Linked DNA regions of Mus musculus: region 2 is linked to region 1. Evidence: chromatin loops called from intact Hi-C (ENCODE). Cell type or tissue: heart. All regions are shown on one strand. Each heading gives the region's core, and the rest is flanking DNA. Links, peaks and the distances in the headings are about the cores only.

Evidence for each region. Hi-C counts contacts between places; a loop is a spot of excess contacts. Peaks named below come from ENCODE experiments on the same cell type or tissue, not always from the same donor. Only the 100,000 strongest peaks of a DNase experiment are listed, where the experiment ranks them.
Region 2: it touches region 1 in a loop (3-fold over the local background); 5 of 42 quality-filtered maps call a loop at or near these places.

The regions. Positions count from the first base shown.
Region 1 is chr8:125,328,890-125,344,767 of GRCm38, reverse strand. No RefSeq gene overlaps it. Among named protein-coding and RNA genes, the nearest start is that of Gm30713, 49 kb to the left of the region's middle. In heart, for the core only: a CTCF peak has its summit at 6,358 (motif pointing left); no DNase peak of the experiment used is centred there; H3K27ac peaks cover 5,805 bases.
Region 2 is chr8:125,864,203-125,880,080 of GRCm38, reverse strand. Pcnx2 (pecanex homolog 2) reads left to right here. Exons shown (of 34, transcript NM_175561.4): 6 at 1,532-1,679; 7 at 2,491-2,636; 8 at 4,761-4,854; 9 at 14,023-14,158. Among named protein-coding and RNA genes, the nearest start is that of Gm46061, 20 kb to the right of the region's middle. In heart, for the core only: no CTCF peak of the experiment used is centred there; no DNase peak of the experiment used is centred there; H3K4me3 peaks cover 656 bases; H3K27ac peaks cover 3,026 bases; H3K27me3 peaks cover 626 bases.

The DNA of each region.
Region 1 (15,878 bases), core at 3,337-11,336:
CCCACAAATCAAAGATGACTTGATGGTTTTGTGGAGTTAAAGTTTTTAATCCCGAGGGAGCACATGAGCATGTGGGGTATTTCTGGGGGTTTGCCTTGTGGATGTTGCAGTGGGGTGATCATCTATGTGCGGGCACTGGCCTGAAGTCTGGGATCCCAGGGGAGGAGGGCAAAGACATCTCAGGTATTTAGAAGCAGCAGTGAACCCAGGGGAGTGACCTTCTCGGCTATCAGACACATCTCCAGGTCCCAAGACAGAAACCTAAGCCTTTTCCACAGCTCAGAGGCCCAGAGTGCTCAGCACCTCTCTGATCTTTTATCCCTCTCTCCTGCCCGATTACTGGAGGCTGAGGAGAGGACAGTGGCTGGCTCTGATGTGGAGCTCAGAGCAGCCCACGGAATATCCCTGACAGGCGCAGTGTGGCTGCCAGACAACCAGGCTTGCTAGCTTTATAGAGACTCTCTTGCCTGAACCCTCTTTCAGAATACTTCATCTAAGTTGCCACAGGATGTGACCAATGCCTCAGGATGCCACCCACAGATGTTTGAAGGGTCCCTGGGGGGCAATAGAGACCTCTCATCCCTTCCTCTGCTAGCTCGGTGACGAAAGAGCCGGGTGAGTGAGTCAGACGTGGGCAGAGATTGTCACACATAGATCAGTGTGTTTACATCCTAGAGCAATTGGAAGAAAAAAATAACTTGTTGTATCTCTCCACAAGTTGATGACTCATCCATTCCTTGCGACGTGTTTTAGCTAAGAAGTAATAACTCTTCATTAGGAGGCTGCCCAAGGGTGCTGAGTTGCCATGGCAACGGCCCTTCACACAGACAGACGTTCATGATCTCCCTAGGTATCTCTTCATCTGACATCATTCCAGGACATTCAGTATTTGGACCGGAACATAGAAGTATGGCAGACATTTGTTTACAAGGATGGGCATGTCTGTGGCGGTGCCTGAGTACCCGAGAAGGGCAATTTGTCAATTTATATGGGGTAGAGATATATTTAGTCCTTGGTTATGGAAACTAGGAAGGCTGGGAGCATGGGGTTGACGTCTTCTCTGCTCATGATGAAGCAAAGGGTGTCACATGGTGAGACACGGCAAGCTGGTCAGAGGAAGTGAAGGTGCTAAGGAAGCCAGTCCTGAACAACCTGTCACTTGGTTAATGCTAGAGTAAAGGAGAGTGTTCAGTATCTCCTCCTTTCGGTAGTGCTTCCCTGGGGACCAGGTTTCTAAGGCTTGGACTTTGTGGAATATATAGCAGGGTGCATATAAGTGTAATAGATGTATGTGTGTATAATATATGCGTATATATATTACATGTATAATACATATCATATAATACATGTATTAAATAATATATTGCATGCATATATGAATATATTACACATGTGATACATATTGTATAACACATGTGCATTATAATAATACATATCATATATATGTATGTGTGTACATATGCAATATAATGACACTATATAATTATAATATAGATGCTTTCTCTAGGCTGGACAGGACCCTTGCCATCTTGAAGTAGAATAGCTGTGATCCTCATGAGATCTGGTCTGTTAATGTTCCTGCATGGAGGAATGGGAAGAATTCACCAGGCAAAGGAAGCACAAGGCCTCCCAAATACCCCCACGAGTTCCCTCCTCTCCCAAAGATGTCAGTCACTATTAAGTATGAAATAAAGAGTTGACTGGGCTGGGACTTGCTGTCAGCGTGGCTGCCCTTGAGTGCTCTTGTTCCTGTAAACAATCTCCACAGAGCCACCCATTCACTCCTTGGACGAACACTTCCCTTTGGCTTGTTGATGTCCTCTCTATTTGGGATGAGCTGGTGCCACTCGGGTCTCCCTGGGAGGGGGTGGCTAGATGGTCTCTGGTAACCTGGCTGCTCTCCGCTGCCTTCTCCAGCAGGAGGTACCACACAAGCCTCATCGAAGCTCCTCACTAACTCTGGCTCCGTGTCCAGGCAGCCAACAGACTCGGGTTCTTCTGACTCAAAACGGAAAGGAATTCCAAAGATGTGGCTGCTCCCACTCTGGTGTACTATCAGCCATGCATGGAGCCTGACAGGGAGGAGGGCAGCTGCAGCCACAGCTGAACACTGGAGTCACCCGTGAACCAGAGCCCAGTACCACTCAGGGAAGGGGAACAGGCCAGAGACATTGGTGTGGAGGCCCGCAGCCTCAGGCAGGGCGAGAGTGGTTTACACAGGTTGTGGCTCACCATCAAGGGGCTATCATCTTGGTCCTTTGTGGGTCAAGAGAGTGAAAGTTAGATTTGAGAGTTTAAGGACAACCTCAAGAAGGCACGTGTATAAATAAGAAGGCAAGACTTCCAGTAGCTTCCTTCTTCTGCTGACCAAGGACTCTTTGTATCAACTCGTAAAACAAACTATTGTAAACTCTTCCAGCAGCAGCATCAGTGTGCTGTGAAGTACAGTTCTGTGTTGGTGAGGAGCCCTGGGGTATCTCTACCGCACATTGCAATCTTTCTGTAATAGTCAGGTGATGGTAAGCATCGGTCAGGACACAGAATCACTGATCTGTCCCTGTTTTAATCAACATAATCAGTGGTCACCAGGACTCAGGAAGATAGCTATTCTGTGTTACAAGGGGTCAGCCTACATCTTATGCTGAGTCCTTTTGAAACCCCAGTCCAAGGTATTCCAGTCACTGAAGTACACTAGGTCTTTACCAGATGTGCTCTGTGTGCTCGGCTCTGGCCTGTCCTCCTCTGTCCCCAGACAGCAAATTCCCTTCGGGTGGGAGAGATAGCAAAGGAAGAACTTACAAGGCACCTGGCATGCTTGTCTGTGCTGACCGTCCGACTGGCACGGCTGGCATTAATTGGTTTATTCTGACATCCCTAAGCAGTGTGAGTGCCAATGAGAGCTTACCTCACATAGATGAGAGCCTCAGGAGAGAGAGAGAGGGTGAGGAGCTTGCTCAAGGTCACACAGCCAGCTGGAGGAGGAAGCATGATTCACTCCCAACAATTCCAAAGTGGCCCTGAGCTATTTTCAGCTACACTCCTCAATCTTTTGAGTCTCTGAACCCTGCAAACAACATGGTGCCTGCTGAGAGCCCTTCTGGCCAGCCACCCCCAGAGGGGGAAGTAGAGTCTAGGGAACATGGAGATAAACTGTGGCTAGTTACCGGTGCAGGTAGCAACCAGCACCTGCCTTGTCGATAGTGATCAAATAGCCACGGTAAGAAGGAATCCTGATCTGAGGAGATGGCTCAAGGAGGCAGAGTACTTACTGGGTGGCTGTGACAGTCTCAGCTCAGGTGCTCAGAACTCACATGAGGCCAGACTCAGCAGCCCACACGTGTAATTCCTGTTCTCATGGCGAGTTGGGAGGCTGAGATAGTAGAATCTCTGGCTTACCTGGTGTATACAATGGTGAACATTCTGCCCCAACATGATAGAGAGCAAGGACTAACACCCAAGGCTGTCCTCTAACCGCCAAATGCATTCTGGGACACTTGAACACTTGCATCTATACACCTGTACTCATGCACACAAGCACCTATGCTCATACAAACACCTGCACTCATACATGCAAACACACATGCTTGTCACTCATTATCATGCATATACATGAATATACATGTGCATATACATCATACATGAACATAAACATACATATCATCATCCATACATGTGTGCATATATACAACAAAAGATTAAGAAAAAAAAAAGAACCATTCCCCGCCCCATATGTTTTCAGGGGACTTCAGGGAAGATTCTGCTGTCATCAAAAATACATATTCAGACGGAATCTGTGGTTCCCAGAGTGCTGGGATAGGTTCCCAGATGGGCAGCACTGGGGAAGCACACAGATCCACAGAACTGAATGCCAAGACATTTTATAATCTAGTTCCTTCCCTGGGGCATGGTCCAGGCAAGGCTGTCTTGAGCCCATGTTCACACTAAAGCTTACAGGTGTTTGTTAATCAAATATCTATTATGAACATGATAGGTATAGCGCCTGTTCAAGGTCTAGGGATCCAAGGTGAGAACAAGGGCTTATCCTGCCCTCTGTGAGCTTGTGTTTAAGTCATGAAGGATAGACACTAAATGGCAAGTGGCAGACAAGGAAGATGACATCTGCAGGCATTGCATGTGGTGAAGGATGACGGGGCAGGTAATGAAGCAGCAGATACTGAAGCCACACTTCAAGGGGACAGGGTCAGGGAAACTTTCCTAAGAGATGACATAGCAGAGCCTCCTGGAGCCAGCAACTCTAAAAGCATCCTGGAAAGATGGCTTCTACAAATGAGAGAAGCGCTTTGAGGTGGGATGGCTTCATTTCCCAGGGACTGACTGTTAACAGCACTGAGCATGGAGTGAGTTCTCACGCAGAGGACCCATAGCCAAAGCTGTAGTGTGAACTTGCTCTCTGTGCAGCAACGCACACTGGAGGGGGCTGGACAGGAAGTAGAAAGATCATATCCACTTGTAAAGAAAATTTGACCTTTAGGTTCCCTTCAGCAGCTTCAGAAGTCCTGGAGACAGGTGCCAAGCTCAACTTTAGCACTAAAAGACTTTCCTTCTGTCTGTAGCTTATTATGTTGAAAATAAGCTTGACTCACTAAGATTAAACACTACAAAGAGCTGTCCCCCCCAGCATCCCTTTCTCTCCTTTTTATTTGGCGCACACGCACACACACACACACACATACACACAAAACCTCCTAATGCTGCAATTCTGATCATGGTGTACTTTTTAATTAAGAAAGTATATCAAACATAAAAAGACTCTGGGTCAAAATGGGCAAGCCATCTTCACTTTAATTGATGTGACCGCGGCCATTTAGATATTTCATATTTGTTATTAAGCCTGCAGGGAAAGTGGGCACCCCAGGTCATCAGACCAACAGAAAGGGAACCGCTCGTCTAATTTAGGTCTAATTTGGATTAGTGCTGGCTAAGGGTTCTGTAGGTCAGCCAGGCCTATGTCATCAGAGAACAGAAAACAAGACAGTTATATTTCATACTTTAACCTAGCCACTCATGTCCATGGGAGATAGAGCCCTGTGGGTGGCAAGACTGTTTCATTCTTAAGACTGGTTGGAAATTTGCTGCAGTGAGTTCCATAGCTCCATGCTTCAGTTTCATGATGCCCACCACAGGCAGCTGGGAAAATGAATGCCAGCAGCCGCCTAATTAGATGACCCCAGCTAAGGAAGACAGGGCCTGTTACACAGAACACTCTCTCATACCCTCTGCCAGCTCCTGCTCACAGTGGAGTCTGTAATGCTCTGATTTCTACCTTTGAGTATCATAGAAGGGCAGAAAATAAAGGAAGAAATTGCTTATTTACCTGTTAACTTCTACTATAGATGGATCTTGGACACACGTAAGAATCTGACTCCAATCTAAATGTAAGAGGGGTGTCATGGGAAGGAGTGTTCTATCCATCATGAAGAGTTCCACGCAAACTGTTCAGCCCTCCTGGACTTCTGACCCTTCCACCCAAACCCAAAGGACAAAAAAACAGGAAAAGGGGCATGAAGTCTACACAGGAAAACACACATGAAGGCCACACAGGAAAACACACATGAAGACCACACAGGAAAACATACATGAAGACCACACAGGAAAACATACATGAAGACCACATAGGAAAACATACATGAAGGCAACACAGGAAAACACACATGAAATACACACAGGAAAACATACATGAAGGCTACACAGGGCTTTTTAAGGTCATGCTCAACAAACCACTGCAGGAGAATACTCAAGTTGATAAGGTTGCCTGACCCCATTTTTCTTACCTTTGTGTCACCATGACAGGAATACTTGACAAGAACAACTTAAGAGAGGGTTGTTTTAGCACATGGTCTCAGTCAACGATGGTGGGAGGGCATGGTAGAGGGAGCCTATGAATTTCTCACATCGTGGTGGACTGGGCGCAGTGGTCTGGGATTAGAGGCTGGGGAGAACTTTCTAAGGCCTGCCCTCAGTGACCTGCTTTTACCAGCCAGGCCCTACTTGGTGACCATCCCACAACCAGGATATTCAGCAAGAATTAACTCAGTTCTTAAAAAAATATTTCTGTGCGATGCAACTTTGCAATTGAGTTGTTGATTTTGTTTTTGAGACAGGCTTGCATGTAGCCCAGGCTGGCTTTTGACTTGCTAGGCAGCCAAGGCTGACCTTGAAAACCTGAGTGCCAGAGTCACAGGTGTGCACTCAGCTGGATTCATAGCGGTTATGTATAAAAACAGAATTGCAAAGTTCCTTGAAGTTTAACAAGAAGCTCCTGCCAACCTGCGGAACCTGCCTGAATGCGGGAAGAGGCTCCACCTCTGCCTCAGGGGGCAGTGGTCCTGCCCTGCCCTCCTCTGGCCAGTGAGCAGACTCCTCTTTCCTCCCAGACCTTACTTCTTGATGGTGGTACCGTTTGAATTCCAGCTCTGAGTCTGGCTTCCATGACCTTCAGACACGGACAGTGTGCTAAGGTGACACCCACTCAGAATGTCACCGAGAGGCTCCCTTCAGATGTGGAATTCTGAGATGAACTTCCAGTCCTGCCTTTGTGAACCACATGGGCAGTGTGATCCCAGGCTTATAAATTTTATAACACCCGCGAATGCTGGAGGAGACACATTTCAGAGATGGTTAAACAAGACCCTGAATTCCCTCGTGGACTATTTTTAAGGCTATCAATCTCTGTATTTGTCTCAGTTTACAGCCCTAATAGCCATTCTTTGCCTGTGTGCACACCCATAAATAAACCGAACGTAAAGGAGAAGGTAATTTAGATATAATGGAAGAAGCAACGCCTACACTGTCCATCTCGGGTGACTCAGCTCTTCCTCGCTGCCTATCACTTTTTGCGAGATCCTAGCTGCACTCCGTTCTGTAGACGTACTTTGCAGGCAGCAATCTGATTTCCAAAGGCTCCAGGAAAGACTCCCAGGATGGAAGATGAGTAGCTGAAGGAATTCTGAAATGCCAGAAGCCACAGCCCCAGAATGTACCCGGGAGCCCCGGGGGCGTTTGTGTACTGCAGCTAAACAAACACAAACGTAACAGCGCACACTTCCTACCACCCGGTTCTCCTCACATCAAAGTTTATTGATATGTTCAGAGGCCCAGATAGCGCGCAGATGCCCACATCAAAGGGCCCTGGTTGGAGCAGGCTTATCTGTCAGTTCCTAATTTCTGCAGTGCTTGCTCGCTAGTTCAGAGTGTCTGTTCTGTTTCTCTTTGTTATGCACAAGAATAATGTTGCAAGTTTGAATTATGAGACTGTCTCTTTGTTCACTTTGTTTTATCTCGATACATAGCTCCTGACCCAAAATATAGCTCTCTCTTCAGGAAGAGTAAGAGATAGATTAATCTCAAGCCAAATAGGTATGACTGTCCTTTTTGGCTTTCTGTTGCTGTGGTAAACACCATAACCAAAAGTAACAGGGAAGGTAAAGGTTTGTTTGGTTTACAGATAATAGAGTCCACTGTTATAGTTAGGGTTTCATTGCTGTGAAGAAACACTACGACCAAGGCAACTCTTATAAAGGACAACATTTAACTGGGGCTGGCCTACAGGTTCAGAGGTTCAGTCCATTATCATCATGATGGGAACCAAGGCAGCATCCAGGCAGACATGGTGCAGGAGGAGCCAAGAGTTCTACGTCCTCATTTGAAGGCAGTTAGGAGTTTCTCTTCTCACTGGGTGGAGCCTGAGCATAAAGACCTCAAAACTCACCCCCACAGTGGCACACTTCCTCTGACAAGGCCACACCTCCTAATAGTGCTACTCTGTAAGGCCAAGGATTCAACACACATGAATAGGCCAAACCCATTCAAACCACCACATCCACCATCAAAGGGACCCAAGGCAGGAACCCGATTAGCTGTCACAATGAACATAGTCTGGGAATGAGATTCTGGTCACCTCGGAGAGCACATTCCAGTGTGGAAAGAGTGTTAGGGAGCTACAGAGCAAAGGGAAGTTGTGAGGCAAGGCAGTTTTAAAAACACATTAGTGGAAATACTGGGTAGCTTGGTTATAGCAAATGAGGGAAAACTCACTTGGCTCCGTGTGCTTAGGTGCTGCCTGCTGGCATTTGGAGCTTCTGGGTTGGTGGAAGCTGGGGGTGGGGATGGGGGTGGGGGTGGGGTCTGTTGCATTAACACATCCCAAAGACTTAACCTGATAGTTAACACACAGCGACCTAGGACACACACAGACACACAGAGAATGAGAGGAAAGAGTTAAAAAACAAAAACAAAAACAAAAGATTGCCCTTTTCTGTGCTGTAAATCGATTAAAATAAAATACAGCTGTTATAAAGTTAGAGTCCCCGTGGGATGAGGGACATGCAGGAGTCCAGTAGGTCTCCCTCCCCATCCACAGCTACAAGCGACTCTCGCCGGCTCCTTGCTCTTCCGAAATTTCATCAAGACTGCGAAGGAAAGATGCCCGATGTGGCATTGTGCTCACACGACGCTCTTCCTTTGTCCTTCCTCTCCGTAACAAATCGCCTCTAAAAGCACACAGCTTTTGCTGCCTCGCACGCAGCCACGCCGCGTGTGGCTACTTAAGATGAAATTGAATCATCAATTATTCATTACAGAATTAGAATTAGCCGAAATGAAATACGGCGGAGATCCTCGAAGAAGACCTCAGTGCTCCGTGCCCCTGTGCCCAGCGACTACCAGCGGCTCTCTTCTGAATGTGGGCCAAACACACTTGTTTGTTTGTTTTGAGACAGTGTCATTGTATAGGCCTGGCTGGTCTTACCATGTAGCACCGGCAGACTTAACTCCAAGTCCTCCTGCTTCAGCCTTCCAGGTGTTGGTGTTAAAAGCATGAGCCACAGGGCCCTGAAGCTGTAACTGTTGGCACAGTGTGGAATTAATGCTTTCTGTCCTCACCCTCTTTGGTTTGGTTTTGCTCCCAGGATCTTAACCGTAAGAAATCAGAGCCGCACCCCTGCCTGGATTCAGCATCCAGTGTGGGAGGCAGAACGGTTATGAACCTGGACGGGCGCCCACTCCTATTACAGCTAAGGACTCCTCTCTCCCTGCGAGGGTCCTTGAGAATCATCCACAGAAGAGGGTTTGGAGATGCTTTCAAACATCGGGGGAGATGTATCCAAATGGAGCAGGCTCCTCATTCCATCTTCCCTCCTGCCTTGTGGGCTAAGCAAACAGAGGGGCAGCCCTCCTCCTATCCAGGCGGGGAGTGTGGCATCTCAGGCTGATTCTCTGGAGCAAAACCTCAGACAAGTATACAACTCAAGGATTATCCTAGAAAGAAAAAAACAAACAAAAAGCAGTGCAGCCTCTGGGCAGCTCACTCCCGTTTTGTTTTAAGTCTCAGCCTCAGTCTCCCGATGTAGCCTGAGGGTGACCTTGAACTTCTGACCCTTTGACCTCCACCTTCCAAGTACAGAGATTACAGGCCCGCAGCACCACACCTCATCAGTACCATGCTGAAGACAGCAGTCAGGCCTTTGTGCACAATAGGCACTGGGCCCACGGACCTGCCTCCTCAGCCTGCCAGGCATCTAACGAACCAAGAAAAATCTTGAGGTGCTAGGCCAGCACAGAAACAGTCAGGTGCCCCCCTCAAAGCTCACACTTTTGCCCCCTCCTCCCCCTGGGGGCAGCCCAGCCTCCTTCCCTGCTATGCCCTTAGCATATTAATATACGCCACCCAGACTGTTGCCTTGGTGTCTGGTTTTAAATGATAAAATTTGCCTGGAGTTTAACTCTCAGCTGTGTCACCCCACCTGGGATACCAAGAAGAGAAAGGACACCTGAGGTCACCAGAGACGTCGAGTTTTATCTTAAAAACCATACTAGGGTGGAAATAAATATACAGGGTGGCGAGAATGGCTACAGGTAACAGTCATGCACACAGTCATATGCATATGCACACAATTGTGTGTTGGTGAGGATTTTTTGATAACTCTGTTTGATGTGTGAGTGCATATGTCTGTGTGCTTGTGAGTCGGGTCACGTGAGTGTCACAGATTCGTGTGGAGCTAGTAGGACAACTTTTTGGCTTTCCATACTGGTTGAGACACAATCTCTTTGACACTGAATATACCAGGCTAGCCAGCCCTCGAGCTCCTGGAATCCTCCTGTCTTCACCTCCTGTCTCTCCATGGAGGCCATGGGTTTCTGACACTGGTGCTACTTTTATGTGCCCAGCTTTTACGTGGGTTCTGGGATCTGAACTTAGGTCACTAGGCTTGCATGGATAGAAGCACTGTGAGCCATTTTCCTGGACCCTGAGTTGGTGGGTTTGTTTGTTTGTTTGTTTGTTTGATGTGGTTTCACCTGAGAGTCACAGCCCTTTTGAAGCTGTTTCTGGAGTCAGGTACACACTAAGATGCTCCTATCTGGGAAAAGTTCTTCTACCAAGCCCAGATGCCAAGAGACAGCTGTGTCTGGGCAGTGGGTGCTTCATCTCTCAGACCACCACTGTACTGGCTGGTTTTGGGTATCAACTTGACACAAGCTGGAGTTATCACAGAAAAAGGAGTCTCCCTTGAGGAAATGCCTCCATGAGATCCACCTGTAAGGCATTTTCTCAATTAGTGATCAACGGTGGGAGAGCCCATTGTGGGTGGTGCCATTCCTGGGCTGGTGGTTCTGGGTTCTATGAGAAAGCAAGCTGAGCAAGCCAGGGGAAGCAAGCCAGTAAGTAACATCTCTCCATGGCCACTGCATCAGCTCCTGCTTCCTGACCTGCTTGCATTCCAGTCCTGACTTCCTTTGGTGATGCACAGCAATGTGGGAATGTAAGCTGAAAAAACCCTTTCCTCCCCAGCTTGCTTCTTGGTCATGAAGTTTGAGCAGGAATAGAAACGCTGACTAAGCCACTCCTCTGTGCAGAGATGTGACACTGGCTTGAGGAGAAGGGCAGCTCCCTCTGATCCCCCACCTGCCCGCCCTGGCCCTGCCTCTGCTCCAGCTCTGTGTCACTTGAAGCCTGAGTAGTTTGCATTCCAGCCATGCAGACAGCAAGTGAGTCCAGTGAGTGAGGAGAGAGAGAAGCCTGGATGGGACCCCCCTTTTCTTCCATGATGTCATGGTCGTGGTTCTCGATTCATTCCTAAGAAGCCCGACTGTGCTAAGACCCAGGGAGGAAGCTGAGCCATCACCACAAGGCCCTGAGACTCATGACTCTGAGAATTCAAGCTACTAGGAAATGGGTTGGGCTTAAATGACAATTCAGACGGGGTGGGGGAAACGGAGGCCACTGAAAAGGGGGTTTTAAAGGAAAGGCCAAGTAGGGACAGATGGACAGAAAGGGCAGGCTTAAAGTCCAGGAGGATTAGAGTGCGCCTGCGGAGGTCAAGGAGTTGAAGTGACAAACCAGGAGTGGTTGCCAGGAGGAATCAAGAGACAAATGGCAGGCTTCTTACTCTAAATACTTGCCACTCCTCCTTCTGTCTTCACTACCTCCACCGCGTTCTCTTCTGAGTTATTAAACAGCAAACAGTGCTCCCCTCATTTCAAGTCTCTCCTCCTTCCCTCCCTCACCCCTTCTCTCTCCCACTTCTTGGTTTATTTTTCCACCTCCTCTACTCAGGCTCCACCTCCTCTACCCAGGCTCCATCTCCTCTACCTCTTCTACCAAGACTCCACCTCCTCTACCAAGACTCCACCTCCTCTACCAAGAATCTACCTCTTCTACCAAGACTCTACCTCTTCTACCAAGGCTCCACCTCTTCTACCAAGGCTCCACCTCTTCTACCCAGGCTCCACCTCCTCTACCAAGGCTCCACCTCTTCTACCCAGGCTCCACCTCCTCTACCAAGACTCCACCTCTCTACCAAGACTCCACCTCCTCTACCAAAGCTCCACCTCCTCTACCAAGACTCCATCTCCTCTACCAAGACTCCACCTCCTCTGCCAAGGCTCCACCTCTTCTACCAAGACTCTACCTCTTCTACCAAGGCTCCACCTCTTCTACCCAGGCTCCACCTCCTCTACCAAGACTCCACCTCCTCTACCAAGGCTCCACCTCCTCTACCAAGACTCTACCTCTTCTACTAAGGCTCCACCTCTTCTACCCAGGCTCCACCTCCTCTTCCAAGATACTACCTCTTCTATGAAGGCTCCACCTCCTCTACCAAGACTCTACCTCTTCTACTAAGGCTCCACCTCTTCTACCCAGGCTCCACCTCCTCTTCCAAGACACTACCTCTTCTATGAAGGCTCCACCTCCTCTACCAAGACTCCACCTCCTCTACCAAGGCTCCACCTCTTCTATGAAGGCTCCACCTCCTCTTCCAAGACACTACCTCTTCTATGAAGGCTCCACCTCCTCTACCAAGACTCTACCTCTTCTACCAAGGCTCCACCTCTTCTACCCAGGCTCCACCTCCTCTACCAAGACTCCACCTCCTCTACCAAGGCTCCACCTCCTCTACCAAGACTCTACCTCTTCTACCAAGACTCTACCTCTTCTACCCAGGCTCCACCTTCTCTACCCAGGCTCTACCTTCTCTACCCAGGCTCCACCTTCTCTACCCAGGCTCCACCTTCTCTACCCAGGCTCCACCTCCTCTACCAAGACTCTACCTCTTCTACCAAGACTCTATGCCTCTACCAAGGCTCCACCTCCTCTACCAAGGCTTCAACTCCTCTACCAAGACTCTATCTCCTCTACCAAGACTCCACCTCCTCTACCAAGACTCCACCTCCTCTGCCAAGGCTCCAACTCCTCTACCAAGACTCTTCCTCCTCTACCGAGGCTCCAAATCCTCTGCCAAGGCTCCACCTCCTCAAGGTTTTATAACCTTCCCAGAGCCATCACTAGTTGGGGACCATGTGTTCAGACACATGAGACTCAGGGGGCATTTTACTTTCAAACTACAACAATTATGTACCAGTTATTCCTTGTGTGTAACAAGTAACTCCTCAAACCTGTAATACAAGCACAGCATTTCCACAGTGAGCAAGTCAGAACCCAGGTATGAGGAAGACAGTGTCTCAGGTTCAGGCTTCTCTAAAGCCACAGTGAGGCTGTCTCCCAGAGCTGTCGCCATCTCATGACTGTGGCTGAGACCCACTTCTATAACCACATGGACAAAGGGGTATTGTACCCTCTTCTGGGTGGGCCTCTCCATGGGCCTTCTCAGTTCTGAGCATCCAGGATGGGTACAGAGTATTTGTACTGCTCATACAGATCAGCTCAAGTTAAGTATAGGAGGATCCATGGAGGTCACTTCGGCTTCCATGGGCTGAAGTAATCAGATTGCCTTTTGAAGAGATTGCTCTTACTGAGATAGTGAAGATAAACTGACAGACCATGTGGAGATGTAAGAGACCAGCTGAGAGGCCACAGCTTGCTGCCTCCCAGGGCTGCTGAGATGACCAGAGCTCAGAGGAAGAGGTCGATGGATTGGAGAAATAAATAATTTAACAAAACAGGCTCTGGAGATGACTGGGGTTGGAGCAAGGCAGAGCCAGGGATTTAAGACAACTTCTGGTTGTATGCTAAGAAGAACCCCTTACATTTCTGTCTTGTACAACCAAATGTGTGCAAGGTTCTAGTCAGAGAAGAGTGTCACATAGACCTAGCCATGCTCGTGATGGAAGAGGGTGTTTGATTTCAGTCCTATTGGGTTTGGAGTGAATAGAGAGCCTCCAAGAAGAGGTTAGGCTCATAGGACTAGGCTGCCTGGCATTTGAAGGCACACAGATGCTGTTCAATACCACCAGGAAACCACCTAGAAAGAGAAGTCCTCTGGATAGAGGACAGCCTCGGGCCAAACCTTCAGAAAAGTCTGCTTCTCCCGGCCAGTGACAGACTGCGGCTGTGTGCAAAGGATTTCGATTAATTAAGAAGGTCTCCAGGGTAACCACTTAGAGGATATTCACAGAAACCAGCCAGAGTCTGCTGGGGACTAATGGCCCTCCCCCAGCAACCACTCCATGCCTGGTCATTAATGTGCAGATGATCTCTGCCATTATCCCCAGGAAGGACTGCACACATGCTTGTCACCACCTGAGAAGTGACTGGGCAAGGCCTGATAACGAGCTTGGCTTTCTACAAGACCATGATGGCCCAGGGCTTCAGCAGGCAGCGAGGGTTGAGAAAGGTCTCAGCATTCCTTTGGCAGTGACTGAGTCAGAACCAGGCTGACAACACAGAGTAGGTCTGCAGGGCTGGTGGGGGTCTAATGAGAGCAATCTGGGCCAAACCTCATTGATCACTGGCTCCGAGTCCACTATCTTGGCAGGAAAGTTTGTCTGGGTCCCCAAGGACTGTGCTACTTAGAATGGTTACTCTGTGCCTCTCCCTGATGAACAATACCCCGAGGAGTCGGCCATGTGTTATCCAGGGAGGCATCTGAAAGGTCCGTACAGAGCACACTCCAATGCAGCGCCATATTGCAAGGCTGTTTCTAGGTATGAAAATGGCTTTGGCTCAGAGGGTGTACATGAGATTGGAGCTCTTGCGGAGGATTCTGGGGCCTTGTAACTTTCGTCTCATTGTTTTCTTTCAGTTACAGAGATGGACCAGAGCCCTTGCTGGCTGAAGGATGAGGTCTCCCAATCCCCATCACTCAGTGTGGGCCCACACTCTGGTTGGGTGCTGTAATCCTGCCCTTGTGACCTGCCTACTCCTGATGGTGAAGCTCAGCCTCCTGCCCACTGTCAGGGGCCCATCTCGTGGGTATCATCAAGCCTGGTTCACTGTGGCTCACAGACAAACAACTTGGGCCTTCTCATTGATACCTTGGCCATGCTTCTAGCACACTCCTTTTTTGGGTCTGTGTGTCCTTTATTGTAGAACGGTGTCCTTTAAGCCAAACCGCTGCTATCTCCATTGGATCAGCTGTGCCTGCTTGCAGACCTCAGTCTTGGTCAGACCTGTGGCTCTTGACATTTCCTTACAGGGTGGGGTGGGGAGGGGAGACCACTGAACCCTTACTCAAGTCTCCACCTGCCCCTCCCAGGCATCTCTACTCAGTTCTGCGTCAATTGCACATGGTGTCAGGGGCTTGGAGATGGGCCAGGGTGTATAGGCTGAGGAAGCTTGACCTATGCAGCTCAGGGAAGCCATCATCCATGGTGGGTGATGATGGTCCCCAGAAGCTGCTTTGGGTTAAGCCAAGTTCCTGCCAGCAAACCCTCCCCCATGTAAGGATAACAAACTTGTTGGTCCCAGGGGAAATGTTTGATGGGATCCTACTTCAGTTTGTCACAGATGCCTTGGAAGAAAGGGGTAGATGTTGTTTGTCTCTCCCTGAAGCGCTTCCGCAGCCCTAGTCCTTGAGGACAATACCCCCTTGGGCATTTTGATCACTCTGAGGCTTCTGATCACCGTTTCTACCACCTGCATGGGCAATGCCAGCGTTCTCTGGTAGGGTGAGCCACCCACATACTGTGTTGTTGGTAGTTCCAGGAGCCTCCCACATAGCGTGTTGGGATCATCCCAAGGTTCTGAGGCAGGGTGTTTGCTCCTGCTCACGACGTGATAAACTTTCTCTAATCCATCACACAATCCACTGCACCCTGAGCTGCATCCTCCTGCTGCCCTTGAGCATGTCCTGGAGTATTTTGGAGTCTGGAGTTTGCCTTTTCCACAGGAGCTGTTTGCCCTGTGCTGTGACTAGCTGTTGACCTTGCCAGAGAGAAGGTGGCTAAGGCCTCCAGAGGGACATTTGTTCCCCACAGGATAGAATCCTTTGTCCCAGCTTCTGATGGGTGGTAACTTCTGGGAGTCCCATGGCTGAGGGGAAACTTTCTAGTCTGTTAATCATGATGTCCCCGTCTCCTGTCTCAGGATCCAGGCTTTCCCCAAAATGTCCTGGCTTTGGTGTGGTGGCCCACCCATTCTTAGAGAGCTATAACTTCTCTAGAATGTTCTTGTGATTGCAATC
Region 2 (15,878 bases), core at 3,057-11,056, 540 kb before region 1:
ATGTGGAGGTATGAGGTGTCTTTCTCTATTGCTTTTCCACCCTATTTTTTTGAGACAGAATCACTCGTTGAACCTCAAGTTAAGCAATTCAGCTAGACCAGCAAACTTCAGGGACCTGCCTGTCTCTACCTCCCAGCACCAATGTCGCAGATGTGTGCCACCATGCTTGGTTTTTGTTTTTTCTTGGTGGGTTCTGGGGTCAAACTCTGCTGCCCATGCTTGTACAGCAGTCCCTCATCCACCTTATCTCCTTTTCCCCTCAGCAGTGTGTCTTGAAAGGGCTTGTATGGTCAGACATTTTATTCCTGTTTTCAAATCTAGTTTGAACCCCTACAGGGCTGGCAGTTTTCATAGAAGGTAGTGACATTTTTTTTAAAAGGTTAATTTTATGTATATGAGTACACTGTTGTTTATTCAGGCACACCAGAAGAGGGCATTGGATCCCATTACAGATGGTTGTGAGCCACCATGTGGTTGCTGGGAATTGAACTCAGGGCCTCTGGAAGAGCAGTCAGTGCTCTTAACCGCTGAGCCATCCCTCCAGCCCTGATAGCGACACTTTTGACCTTTGTGTCCACACACAAGCCAGGGGAGCTCTTCATTTTGCATAGCGGCCTTAGTCTAGGCCATTGCTTAAAGAAGATTTTTATATAAGCCCTTCCCTTCCATCTGTACCTGCTGATTCCTGAACACTCTTTCATCCTGAGGTAGTCCCAGCAAAGGGTGAGTGCAGGTCGTGCTGTGTTGTCCGTGACACTAAGCCAGTGGCTCTAAGTCAGTGATCAGCAAATGTCTGCCTTCCCAGGGTGGGCATTCTGCCTCCAGCTAGGAGATGGACACAGCGAGAGTGAGTGAACTCAACATCACTGGCGAGATTTTAACCAGGTCTGTGGATCAGGAACATGGTCTACAGTCTCCTCTTCAGTCTGAGCATGTGTGCATTAGGAGCCTTTCATGTGTGTGTGTGAATTCCAGCAACAGCTATGGTAGTGGACATCACTGAGTCTCGAGTCAGGTCCACAGAGCCTCTCAATCCCTTGGCAGAGTAGATGCCTGAGCAACTTGTCTCAAACATACATACGTGTCTGTGTTTCAAATATATTTATAGACCTTCATACTTAGTAAAAGAAATATCTGTCTAGAAACCTGCCTTTCCTCCCTTCCTCCCTTCCTCCCCTCCCCCTTTTCTTTCTTTGTTGTTTGACACAGAATCTCACTATATAGGCCAGGTTAGACACAAACTCCTGGGGCTCCTCCTGCCTCTGCCTCCTGTATGCACTACCCCACCCAGATCATTTGGAGTTTGGTTATTTACTTTATTTGAAGGCAGAGTCTCACTCTGTAGACCCTGCAGAGCTGGAACTCACAGCTGTCCTCCTGTCTCAGCCTGCCAAGTGCTGGGATAATTGGCCTAGCCACCAGGCCCGAGTCTTCATTCTTCTCATTTCAGGGCCGTTAGTTTATTCCCCGAGCACTCGGATGGATTGAATGGATTGTCCTCAGAATTAACATGGAAGGTCTTATCTTCCAGGTCATGCCTCCCCAGGGACCAAGGAGGAAGCTGTGGAGAATGAAAAACCCAACGGACGTGATCCCAAGCCAGGAAAACCAGACTTGCCAAGCCAAGACCCTGCAAATGGTAGCCCGGTGTTCACACAGCCTGCCAAGTCCGCAGCACTGTAAGGAGGATTTGGTCACTTAGCACTGAGCATAGTGAGACAGACAGTTCTTCCTATGGCGTTTCTTGTCATGCTTTGGGGGATGGTAGAGAAGTCCTGCTGGTGTGTGTGTGTGTGTGTGTGTGTGTGTGTGTGTGTGTGTGTGTGTAGGCCAGATGTTGAACATCTCCTCAGCAGTTCTCCATCTCTCACTGGACTTGGAGCTTACTGGTTTAGCTACACAGGCTGACCACAGTTCAGGGATCCATCTCCCTGTCTCCTCTCCAGCCCTGGAATGTCCCCCAGTGCTTGGCTTTGATTCACATGGGTCGTAGGAATCTGGACACAGGTTTTCACACTTCCATGGTGAACAGTTTACCACCGAGCCACCTCCCCAGCCACCTCACCATCTGTCTTAGTTTGAGTCACTACTGTTGTGATTTAACACCATGACCAACCAAAAATGAACTTGGGGAGGAAAGGGTTCATTTCATTCCCTGTTCATATAATAGTTCATCGTCACAGGGAGTCAGGGCAGAAACTCAAGCAGGTCAGGATCCTAGAGGCCAGAGCAGAGGTCACAGCAGGGTCCTGCTTACTGACTTGCGCCTCGTGGCTTGCTTGCTAAGCCTGCTTTCTTAGAGAACCCAGGATGATGAGCCCTTCCTCATCACTCACTAATTTAGAACATGCCCCCACAGGCTCACCTACAGCCAGATCTCTCGGAGACGTTTCCTCGGTTGAGGTTTCCTCCTCTCTGACGACTCTAGCTTGTGTCAAGTTGACATAAAACTACCCAGTACCCATCCTCAAAGTATTCATGTGTGTTAAGTTTCCAGGGTAGCCGGCAAAGGCACATCATCTACCGAGTGACTTCCCAACAAGACAGCTCGGTGCTGCAGGTCATCAGTGGGCCAGAAACGTCTGTGCAGGAGGAGATGTCCCTGGACGCTATGCATGTTTTCATCGATGAACACGGTAAGTCCTTATTCTATAGAGCAAGAGGCAGGACAGCCATGGCTGTCCCGGGGCTCTGCTTGGTCCTTGGTCAAGTGTTAGATATTGTACCAGGCAGACAGTCCTGGGATTGCTTTGTTGAATGCCCGAGAGGTTTCTCTCCTTCCCGCCTGGCATGTTCTATGCTCACTGCACAGAAAGCATGTTACTCACCCTGTGTGTCTGATCTCCAAGGAGAATTGTTTGGGCAAACTTTAGATTTAACCGGGTGCCTATGACTTTTGCTCTTTCAAAACTTTATTCTTCATTTATTTTGCTGCCGTAAGGTTTTATGTAGCTTAGGCAAGCTTGCAACTGATCCTATAGCTCAGAATGACCTTGAACTCCTGATGTCCCAGCCTTCCTGAGTGCTGGGATGATAGGTGTTATGTGGTCCTGGGCTCGGGAACCAGGGCTCTGTGTGTTAGGCAAGCTCTCTACCCAGTGAACCGATCTCTGGGCTCCATGTTTTGCTTTCTAAACATCCATTCCTTTACTTCCATCTCCACTGTTACAGTAACTATTTCTTGTCTTGTAATAATCTACTAATATTTTCCCTCCCAAGGGGAGACTTCAGCAGGGCACGGGCCCAGGGCCCAGTAAATATGTATTAGATATTTGTTAGACATCTGATCCTCGTAGCTTTTCCTGGTACCTTTGTATAATAATGATTTAGAGTAGTTACATGAGGAATCACCAACCAAATGATAAGAGTCATAGTCCCAAAGGCAAGGGACACGGGCTCCGGTTGTTCTGGGATGGGTCTTGGCTAATGTCCTTTTGAATCGTTTTAATTTATTTTTCAGTCAGTATTCAAAGTAGCAGTTTCCTTATGGGGTTTTGACGGTGGTTTAGTTCTGGTCAGCTCTCCCCCACCTCCCCACCCCCATCCTTTGTGAACCCTTCCATCCTACAGTATTTTCCTTCCACTCTGAAATCCCCGATGCTCTCGATGCTTCGTTTTCATCCTTTCCTTGGTCCTTTCCAGTTTCTGGGTCTTTATATACACTCACACCAACATAAACACAAATATATACAAATTGGAAAGGAGACGCTAGGACCCTAGCACAGGCTGTGAGGAAGCCTGCGCTGTTTGTCTGTCTGCGTGGCCCCGGTCCATTGTCAAGTTACTGAGTACGCAGGAGGATTCTGACTTCTGTGACCTTTTCTAGCTCATTATCTCGTGTGTCTGCAGACCTGAGAACAGCCTTCCTGTCAGCAGAAGGTCAGAGGCTGGGGGTATAGTTCAGTGGCAGTATTGGGTATCTCCATCATGGAGTTAATTGTGTTTCCTAGGCCCCGGGGGAAGGTGACCCTTGAGACTAGGAAATTGCATTAGAACAGGGGCTGATTTTCATACCTCAGTATCTCAGACCCTCCAGCAGAGCTAATGTAGCCTTGCACATTAGCGCCCTTCCTTTTCCTCCTTACCAGCCTGACACCCAGTCAAGACCACACTCGCTCACCTTCTTTGAGGCAGCCTGGACTCTGGCCTCCAGCTAAACTACATTCCTAGTGAGCCTCTTTTTGTTAGGTTAGATTCCCAGAACCTCTTAACCAAACCTATAATCCAAGAGTTTAAATTAGCAGGAGGGTTGGGAGTTCAAGGCCAGCCTGAGCTACCTGAGAAAATACTAGTTTTAATAGCCCATGCCTGAAATCCTAGCAGAAGGCTGAGGCAGGAGGATTAATAGTTGCAGGACAGCTTGGACACCAAAGGGAGAGGAAAAAAAAAAAAAAAAAAACAAAACTAAGGAAAAGCAGGGGAAAAAAAAAAAACTGTGGATTGAGGATCTAACAGAACAATACCGGTAATTAGGTAAATAGGTTAACCGCGGTGAGGTAACGCGTGGTCACCTAACGCGTGGTCACCGTGGGGATCACCAGGTAAACAAGTAGATTATTTTGTCCTAGTGACTTGCTTTAAATGCCATTCTCCTTTGCTAAATAAAGTTCTGCTTCAAGTGTCAGACAGAACAAAACAAACCCAATCACTCTACAAACAGCCTGACCCTGACGGGGCTGCCTTCAACTTGAAGACAGTAGAAACGAGCCTGTGCTTCACAGATGGGTGATACTGTCTGCTCAACTCTCGTGATTTCGCAGGGGAAGTCAGATCCTGTTACTTAAAGTCTGGAAATCAGAAAGAAGGCTCCTCTCAGCATCCACCCTTGAACCCCGACTGTGTGTCTCATGCCAGGTGAGTGGGCTTTGCCTCCAGGTCTGGGATCCACAGGCTCCCCCTGAGGAGAGTGCGGAGCTTGGGGTAGAGAAAAGGCGTTTATTTGTAGCGGTCAGGATAGAGTTTTGTGTGAAATGAAAATATGACATTATAGAAAACCCAGCAGAATCATTTTTTGTGGCCGTGGCCTTGGCAGAAGATGAACAGGATGACAGGGAGGGGACCTGTATGAGGGAACATGAGCCCAGCGGCTTGAGAACTCAGCTTTCCAGAGGTAGGTGTAGTGTCTGCCCCCAAGGCACACTGGAAATGTGGGTGCTTCTGGTTTGCAGGCTGCGCTACAGGTAGCTGAACTAGGCGTCTTTTCTGTTTCATTGAAACTGTGTTGAACAGCACCTAGTCCCTAGTTGTGTGAGTTCCACTGGTAATGAACCAGCCTGAATTGCTGAACACCCACCCCAAAGTGCACAAGGCTAGCTTAGCTGTTCAGCTCAGCTCGCCAGCTGTGAAGTAGGTCTGAGGTTCCCTGGACTTAGAGACTCTGTATGGCCGGCATCTGAATGAGTGAGCCTCCGTTGCTTGCTGTAAATGTGGAGGTAAATTTGTTATGTGGAGTGTGTTTGAAGAATTACAGGGACTACTGTGGCGTAATTGGCATGTCGTGGGCTACCCACATGGAGACTATAAATGGTGTTTTAAGAACCTGGGGGTGTGACTCCACCGGTAAGACTGAGTTGAAGCCCTCCATTTATCTTCAGTGCTGCATAAACAGAGCATGCTGTGATCCTGTAATCCTATAATCCTAGCCCTTGGGGGGTAGTAGAGGCGAGAGGATCTGAAGTCCAAGGCTACCCTTAGCTGCAGAGAAATGCTGAAGACAGCCTGAGCTACATGAGACCTGGTCTCAAACAAAACAAGATCTAACTCCTGTGGTCTCGGCTTCTGGAGTCCTGAGATATTTTTTTTTCCACAGGTGTGTTGGGATTTTCAGGGAGCCTAAAAGAAAGGACACTATTTTCCTTGTCATGTAGCCACCTCTGAAATGTTCTCTGGTTGATGTTATGACCCTATCACCAATCCTCACCTGGTCGAAAATGTCAGTGCCTGGAGGTCTTTCCTCCCCGCCGCCCCATCCTTCCCACTCTACTCAAACCCAGTCTGTCCTGCAGAGACAGTCTGTGTTTACCTCCTCCCGTCTCATGTGCATGTGCACCAATCAGAGTGGGCTTCCCCAGCCAGAGACAAGCAAGCAGACACTCAAAAGGAAAGGTGTGCATCCACCACTCAACTCGAGTTAGTGCATGCCATGACTGCAGTTTATGAGTGTCATCTAGGACAGCGGCTTTCTCAGACGATGCCTTCAATGGCAGGAGGACACAGACCTGGAACTGCCACATCCTCCTCCCAGAGGCAGGGTGGTATATTCTTCTGCTAAATTCAGAACAAATGGAAGCCTCTTATTTTATCCCATAGTAAAGTCATGAGCTTTGCTTTTGTTTGTTTCCTCTGAATAAATATACTCTACTTTCTTTACACACACACATGCACACACACATGTATTCACACGTGAATGAAGACATACATGTGTACACACATGCACACACAAGCACATATACATATGCATGCATGCATACTCACATGAATGCACATACATGCACACATGTGTGTATACACACATGTAAACACATGAATGCACACATGTGTACACACATGCACACATATGCACACATGCATGCAAACACACTCTTGTACAGCATTCAGGACAGTGCTCTCTGTGGAGGTCACTCCACGGTGTCAGGTTTCTTCTGCCTAGAAAAGAAGGACAAAGTTATGCTTACCTTTCCTGGCAGTCAACCCTTGGCATTTCCTGGCATCTGGCCAGGAGGAAGCCCGTTCTCAGCAGGTGCACTGTACCTGATTGTGAAGTGGGCATCTAAGAGCATGGTGTCCCCCTAGCAGCCTGTGATCCAACACCTTGGCACCTAAGGCAGCTTTGGCGTGTGTACTTCTGTCACTTCTGTCTCTAGCTCTTAAGGCTGTTAAGTTCTGAAGCCTCCCACCCACAGCAAATGCAGATATTGACTTTGAGATTGGAAGGGAGCCTGGTTAGGACTCCATGAGCACACCATAGAAGGTACTGGAAGAAAAACAGCTCTTTCCCTCTAAGGTGGCCTCAGTGGCTGGGAGTACCTCCAACTAGCTTGTAAAACTGCTGGATCCCATTACTGGCTGGAAGGTGACTCTCTCAGCCATTGTGAGGCCTGGTCTTCACGTAACTGTTTTATGTCCCAGATGCTCTGCTCTGAATGGGGACTTGTGAACCATGTAACTTCCGTGTCTCTTTGGGAATTCCTGGAGGAAGCTGAGAGAGGAAGTTCATTTCCCTTCCTGGCTCCCTCAAACACTGTGAGACCAGCCCCCCTCCCCCCCACCACCACCACCGCAGAGGCTCACAGAGCACCCTGAGTCACACGCTAGCTGTTCTTCAAGCAGGCGCCTCTGGGAAGGATATCTGACTGCTCTGCTCTCCCCAGAAACCTGAATCACAGCATCTCCGGGGGCTGCTGGGAAATCCTGCCTGACAGTAAATCCGCTTTGTGTTTAACTGACCAGAACACAGGACTGATTTACTAGTTCAGAGCCCAAAGTGAGCTGATCTGCCTGAAAACTGATCTGGACGCAGGTCATCAGCCCAGGAAATGGAAGAAGTTGCCTGAAAGGCTAACAAATCTTCAGGGTTGAAATGATTCTCACTGCACGTCAGACATCCACTACTCCTTTATAGGCTTTGTAACTAAAATTTCACTCTCCACCCCATGCATGAGTGTATGTGTGTGCACACGTGTGCGCGTGCATGTGTGTGGTGTGTGTGTGTGTGTGTGTACACATGCACACATGTGCATGTGCAGTGCATATATAGGCCAGAAGGGAACTTTAAATCTCACTTGAGACAGAGTTTCTCATTGGCCTGGAGTTCTCCTAGCAGGCCAGGCTGGTGATGAGCCCCAGGAACACACGCCTGTCTCTGTCTCCTGAGTGTTGGGATTACAAGCTCACCTCAACAAACTTCACTGTGTGGGTTCTGGGATCAGAACCCGGGTCCCCAAACTTGCAGGGCAGGCACTTCATCGGCTGAGCCTTTGCTTGGTTTTTGCTTGGTTTTGTTTGGTTTTTGAGACATGCAGCCCAGGATGGTCTTGAACTTTGATTCTCCCTGCCTCTGTTTCCAGTTTCTGGGCTGACTGCCATGCACCACTAAGCTAGAGTGAGAGCTTCTGCTCTTCGTCCCATGAAAATTTGTCTACAAATGTTCTCCTTTGACAGACCCAAACCTTGAAGTTAACACTGCTCCCACATCACCTCTCATGGGCCATCCACCTTGTATTTCCTTTTTTGAGACCTGAGCCTCACCAAGTAGGCTGGGCTTCCCGGCCAGTGTGTGCCACCGATCCACCTCCCTCTGCCTCCTGAGTGCTGACACACCACTCCTGACTTTTGTATGTGGGTTCTGGGCCTCACACTCAGGGTCTTGTGTGTGTGTGGCAAGCGCTGTATCGACTGAGCCGTCTCCTCAGACCGTAGCTGCACCTGGCTTCCGAAGATGGGAAGCAGACAGAGACATTCCAGAAATAATCACCCGTTTTTTTGTTTTTGTTTTTGTTTTTGTTTTTTTGTTTTTGTTTTTTGTTTTTTTTTTGTTTTTTGTTTTTTGTTTTTTTTTTTTTTGTTTTGTTTTTTTTGCTTTATTCCAAGGAAGTGAAGACCTTGAGTTTGGAAAGACAGGGGTGGGGACAGCTGTGGTGAGACTGATGGGTGCTCAGAACAGGGAGATGTGGGGCTCCTCAGTGAACCCCACCAGCTGCCCTTTTGACAGCTCTCTTTGAGGATATTTATCCTCAAGCAAAGAGCGGTGTCACTGTTGGTTTGAAGATAAGTGTTTGCTGCATCAGGGTTAGAGACTTGGAAATTCTTGCCGGCTTTGATCACACAGAGGGGGGTGGGGGTGGGGGGATGGTCCCGGAGCAGGCCTTCCTGTGGTTTCTCCCACACCCTCTCTGAGGTGTGGTTTCTCAGTCTTTGTTGATCTCTCCTCGTCCTGGACTGGTCCTCATCCCGGGGTCTCACTCAGACACGTGGTTAAGAGGTGCTATTTCTCTCCAGGCCCCAGAGTTCCAGGAATAAAATTCCAAGCGGAAGCTGAGGCTTTGTGGCTGCACACACCCCCGGCTGCCACATGAGGGCACTCTCCATCCACTTGATTTCCCTCTGCAGCCTCTCAGAGGCTTCCCTTTATTTGTGCTGTCTTATGAAAGGGGAGTTGATCCCACATCAAAGCCCTCTCCCTGTTAGAAACCTCCCTCCCATCCCCCATCAGGCTGATGTCCTTTAGTGTCCTCTACAGCCAGTGAGCCTGTTACACTAACTTCTGTCCTAAGGCATCCCTCCCCACCCCCTTCCCACCCATCCCACAGTTGAGTCGGGAGCCTTGGGAAGGACAGGCAGAAAAGATAAGGTCTCCAGGGGGGCAGAAAACACTTGTTTTACAATCTGGTGAGGATAAGGAATTTCCGGCGATACTTTCTCTGTCACTGGGAGAAAGCAGCACTGGCCTTGGATTGTTCTTGCAGCTTCCCCAGATGGGTAGGACAACGTTAGGAACACAGGGACTCTAACCACTTTCCGTTTACCCCAGACCCAGCCCTGTCCCACCCAGCCCAGCAGAGATGCCAATTTGGAACAGAGCCTCATACTGTGTAACCCAGATTAGCCTCAGACTTCCAGCTATCCCCCTGCCTTAGTCACCCAAATGCTGGAATTCCAGGTTGGAGCCACCAGGGCCCAGCTCAGCTTCAGCCTCTTTGTTCCCTTCCGGGGCTGGTTCGTTCTTGTCACCCCTACACCACCAACCTCCCCCCTCATGTTTCTCTGAGTGCTCCAGCCTCTGCTTTGACCCTGAGGAGAACTAGTTGACCTGAGACCAACCCAGCCTCAGGCTGATGGAGACCTGGTGGTGTCACTGAGAAGGTCATTCCAGAGAGTGGGCTCTCTCCATCCCTCAGATGTTTCAGAGGAGGTGGGAACGTCCCTTGACATCCCTAATAAACAGTCCTGGAATAAATGTTTATTAATGCAGCAGAGAGCACTGGTCTCATGATCCTTTAATGCTGTAGCCGCCACAGCCTAGAGGAAGAGGATAGGCCCTGGAGGAGCAGCTCCATTTGAGGTACAGTCTTGCTAATCACAGGCTTGTCCCTCCAGGCTGCCCAGGAGCCAGCAGAGGTGACAGTGTGTGCTTGTGATAAGGGCCCAGCCACATCTAGTGAAAATAGTTCCTTGAGAGGGAAGCTGATCTGTTGTTTGAGTCTTTGTTAGATAATGATGAATGAATGCTGGACCTTCTTCACCATTGCAGTCGGAGCCAAGGCATTATCTATGGGAAGGCTGGCAGCCATCTTGCTACCTAACAGGGAGACTCAGGCCAAGTTCCTCATCAAGACGCAACAGCGAGACCAGAACCTCTTACTTACTTGTGCCTGACGTAGAGGCTCCATCAGGACGTTCTGTTCAGTCCGTTCTAGTTCCTACACCCCTAGGAAGGAAACGCCTGTCTCTCTCTCTCTCGGGCATAGAACCAAGGTGGCCAAGCCATGTGCTTTAAGCCGAGGCAGTCAGCAGTACAGCACTGGTTTGGATCCATTCCTGTTTATGACATAGTATTTTGCAATTAGAAGCATGCTTGCTAATGTGCAGGAACCGAGCCCAGAAGTAGTCCCTCCTTAGAGTACCACATCTTGGCAGGAAGCATCAGCAGGTGTGTATCTAGAAGAGCTGTTTCTAGCACCTTCTGTAGCAGTCAGCAGTAGAAGATCCATATACCTCTAGCTCCCCCATGTGTGGTGTGGTCCCCTTTCCTGCCCGTATGTCAGCCTGACCTCTCTCACCTGAAACGTAGCCTAGTTAGTTTCTTGGCTTCCATGCAGTTCTCACACAGCAAACTTCCGAGTCTCTGTCCTATCCAATCAAGGAGCCCCCATTTTGATCTTATCTCACTACAAGGTTCCAGAGCAGCGTCACTCAGTGCTGTCCATGTAAACAGAGTCGAAGTGAAAAGCTGTCCTGATAAATCCGGCGGGCCACTCCATCAGTGGGAGGTGTGGTGAGCTGATCAGCAGGGAGAGCGCTCACAAGGGAGCAGACATTCCGGAGAACATAGTGTGCTAGTGAGCCGTTCTCACGGCTGTGACCAAGAACCTGACAGCAGAGAGTTGACAGGGGGAGGATTGATTCCACCTCGTGGTATCAGAGGGAACCACCGTCCATCATGTTAGGGTAGACAATACAGAAGCGTTCTTCACTTTCTAGTAGGCCAGGAAACAGACTGAATGGCGAGCAGGCCTGGACTATAACCTTCACATTCCACCACCCCCAGGGTCTCACTTCCTCCAGCAAAGGCTCCACCTCCCAAAGGTTTCACAGCCCCTCAAAAACAGCGCCACCAGGTGGAGAGCGAGTGTCCAAACACATGAGTCTTTGAGGGGCCTATTTGAGTTCCAGACTGTAAGAAACGGGTCAGCACACTCTGCTCTGGCAGATGAACTGAGTTTCATCCCCAAACCATGAATGCAGGTTTGGAGTTTGGGGGTTCTGTCATATCTTCTTATCCTGTCTGAGTTTCATTCCCAGATCAGAAACACGGGTTCAGAGTTTTGGGGTTCTGTCACATTCTCTTACCCGGTCTGCACCTGGCATGGTTCTTTGTAAGAAAGGCTTCATTGAATCATCTCTAGTCACAAATTCCGTCATACAAGAATAGAAGATTCGTGTGTGTGTGTTTGTGACAGAGAGACAGAGAGAGGAATGGAGAGAGGGAGAGAGGGAGAGGGAGAGAGGGAAACTAAATGAACACAGAAGTCAGGAGATGAGAAGGGAAGGGTCGTGGGAGTATAGTGAGCAGTAGAGGTTAGAGGTCAGTACACATTGCTGACACACCGCTTCCCTCTATCAACACAATCTGCACTGCAGGCTACCGAAGTCTCAACTCAGAACGAAACACGTTGTCTTGGAAAGTAAGGCATTTTGGCTGGGGAGATGGCTAGCCCATAACCACCAGCCGCACAGTCTGAATCCTGCCCCTAAATTCACATAGAAAAGCTGGGCATAGTGACAGCACTGGGGACGGTAGAGCATGGGGCTGGCCAGCCAGCTAGCCTAGATGGACTGCCAAGTTTCAGGTCAAAAGTGAGGGACCTTGTCTCAAAAAGTATGTCGGAAAGGGGCCGGCAAGATGGCTGACAGAGCTCATCATGCAGTTGGAGGCTTGAGTCCTCTCCCTGCAACTCTCAGAAATACAGAAGGCAAATGTGGGGTTCCTCCACTAATAAAATAATGAAGGTGGGTGTCACCTGAAGACGAACACCCAGGGTTGACCTCTGCTTCCACATGAATGCACACACGTGTGAATAAGTGTGAGAGCATGCACACACACACACACACACACCTCACACACAGGAGACAAGTTGCTTCTGAGTTTGCTGGGTCCCTTGTGAGTTAATCCAGAGGCTCAGTGCTCTCTATGTTCAAGGACCTAGCGGGTCCCTCGGCTCTGTGTTCCTCTGATCTGTATCTCACGGGGGCAAAGTGGCTGCTAGTAACTAAAGGTGCTTTAGTCATTATCATCTAAAAGCCAGAGAAAGTCAGCCCATTGCTTTTATTTTATTTTATAAGAATTAGAAAAGCTTGTTCATAAACTTCCCTGTCCCTAGGTGACTCCTTAGAACTTTGTTTTATATCCAGTCCAAGCCAAGTACTGGCTGGACGAATGGATGATGGGACCAGTCTTTTTACTAGGGCCAAGGATGGATAGAGTCTCTCTCGCATCCCTGACACACCTGGGTTAGCATGCAGTCTTAGCTGTTTGGGTAAAGTGGGGCTATGTTAGTAGGAGTTCCCTTAGAACAACCCCGAGCTAAGCAGACCAATAGGTGTCTCCTAAGCGTGTAAGCAGCTTGCCGAGAAGCCACATGGAGTGTGCCTGAGTTTTTGCTTTCTGAGCTGAAGCAAGGACTGAGGCCTGAAGTGAAGATGGCTCATCCAGTCAGAGCACTTACAGCTCTTGCCAAGGATCCGCGTACAGTTCCTGGCATCCATATCAGACCGTCCACAACTGCCTGTAGCTCCGGGGGATCAGCCATCCTCTTCTGGCCTCACTGGGTACTGCACACACACAGTGCTTGTGCACATAAACAGGCACATGAGTATACACACACACACACACACATATGCATACATACATACATGCATACACGCACATATAAATAATAATTACTTTAAAAGCTAAAAGAGCCAGTACTGCAGTTATTCAAAGAGCTGCATTAAGTCTCGTCAACCCATGTATGATTTAAGACAGACACTTAAGCTGTTTGACAAAGGCCACTTTTCCAAGGACCGTGTCTGGCTACCAGAAGCATCTTCTTGTATGTAAGTGTGCTCTCTTGCTTTAGGGTGTTTGGGGTGATGCCGACAGAGTGCTGGGGTTCGGGATCCAGCAGAATGACGTAATTCCTTTTCCCATTACTGTGATCAAACCCCAGCAAAGGCAACTGGAGGAAGGAAGGGGTTTCCCTGGCTCACAGGTTGAGGGTGAGCTCCATCATGGTAAGGTGGGTGTGGCTGGGAAGCAGAGAGTGTTATGGTCATCCCACCTCTTTATTTATTTAGTCCAAGGCGTTAAGGATCACACACTGTTCCGGGCAGGTCTGCCTGCCTCCATCACCCCAATCTGGAAACTTCCTCTCCGACCTCCCGAGAGGCTTGTCTCTTAGGCAGTTCTGTAACCTGCCAAATTCGCAATTAATGTCATCATTACACGGGTTCTCATTCCTGCTTCTTCTGGTTGGGGCCTGCGAACTTCCAAGTCTACCCGTAGTGGTCGCTGTAGTCACATTAGTGTACAGAAAATCAGAGCTGAGCACCACCTGTGTCTGGGCCGAGGGCTGTAGGCTTTGCACCTGTAACCTGCCTCACACCTCACACGCAGAATGGTAAACTCTTTATTGAGACATAAGGATCAGGACCCAGTCCATCCCTTCCTGTGCCGCACATCCCTGTCTCCTTGGGTTTCTGTGTAATAAATAGATGTGTTCTAATGCAAGCTGGTCAACACAGGGCTATCTTCCCTGTTCTCAGAGGGATTCTTCTCAGCTCCTCCAGCAGCACCGCTACAGGAAGTCCAGATCCATCCTCAGGGGACCCTGCAGTCAGCGCCCTTCAACAGCAGCTGTTACTCATGGTAGCTCGGAGGACGCAGTCAGAAACACCACGGGTATGTGTGTGCCAGTGTTGCTGTTCGTGGTTGTTGTAGAAGCCCTGGATCTTCTCAATAATGTGTGTGCGTGCGTGGATGTGTGTGTATGTGCGTGTGTGCATGTATGTGTGTAAGTGTGAGTTTATGTGTGTGTGGTGCATGCATGCACAGGCACAGGCATGCACATACATGTTCATATCAGTGGATGTATATGTGGATGCAGGTACACATGTACATGTATGTATGCAAGTACACACGTGTGTTTGGAGTCTGGAGGACAGTCTCAGGTGTCTACTTGGAGTTCTACTGTATCCCCTGCCCAGCAGCTCCTGAATATTGTTCTAAGGGCAGGATGGTTTTCCTTTTCTATGCCTTGTGTGTGCATCAGCATTTTATGTGCAGGATAACTTCCTGGTCCTTGAGCTAAGTTAACAAGTTCTGCCAAGAAGGTGAGAGCCTGCTCTCGCCCAGGGCTCTGCAAGGGTCTATAAACCAGCGAGCCAGTGTCTGTGTCATGCTGAACACAACCGGGTTTTTGGACATCAGTCACTGTCCTTAAAGTTGTATATTACAATTCCCAAAATCACCCAGGGTGTGTGTGCATGTGTGTGAGTGTGTGTGAGTGTGTGTGAATGCGTGTGTGACTGTGTACGTGTGAGAGTGAGTGTGTGTGTGAGTGTGTATGTGAATGTGTGTGAGTGTGTGTGAGTGCGTGTGTGAGTGTGTATGAGTAAGTGTGTGTGATTGTGTGTGTGAGTGAGTGTGTGTGTGTGTATGTGTGCTGTCAGCATGTGGGTTCTAGCACAGGCTGACATGTTTTTAGGGTTTTGTTGTTGTTGTTGTTGTTTGTGGTGGTGGTTTTTTGTTTTGTTTTGTTTTAATGTCTCTCTTGCTTTGGACTTTGATCTGTGTGAGTTCTTTGAGACACACATCAAAGCTCCACTCTTCCAGATTAAAGTGTACTTTTGTTTCGGCTGGGTGTGCGGAGATGCTTTAAGGTAAATTCTCTGAGGGATTTGGAGCATCCATGTAGTGTGACTGAGGGATGCAAAACAGCAGGGGCCGGAAGAGGGGACTGGTGGTCCTGAAGCCTCAGAGCCTCAGGTCCCTGTCACCCCACCCCCAGCCTGAGGCAGGCAGTCTTCTATGCAGCCCCTTGGGTGGGAGAGCTGACTGTAGGGTAGATTCAGTTCACCTGAATGTTGGGGTCCCAGACAGCAGAGATGGCTGTTGGTGGACACCCCACCATCTGCTTGGACTTCTGTTGTAAACTCTAGTTCCTCATCGGGTCACCTCCTGGTGATCTCACTGTTGGTCACCTACCTCCTCCACTTCCTGCATCATCTTTAAGTTTGTCTAGATTTGCCAGACTCTAAAAAACTAAAACACACACAAATACAAACAGACACACATACACACACACGTGAGTTCACACACACATATGCACACACACATGAGCACACAAAGAGGTACACATTCAAGTGCACATACACAAACATAAGCACACATACAAGTGTTGGTGCACATGCGTGCTCATGTGTGCAAAGGCCAGAGGTCAACATCTGCTGTAGTTTGTCAGTCATTCTCCACTTTAGTTTTTGAAGCAGGGTCTCTGTGGCCTGGTGCTCACCAAGAAATCTAAACTGGCTGGTGTGTCCGTGTCAACCGTCCATCTGCACTCCCCAGGGCTGGGATACAGTCACACACCAGCACGACTGGCTTTTTACAGATGCTCTAG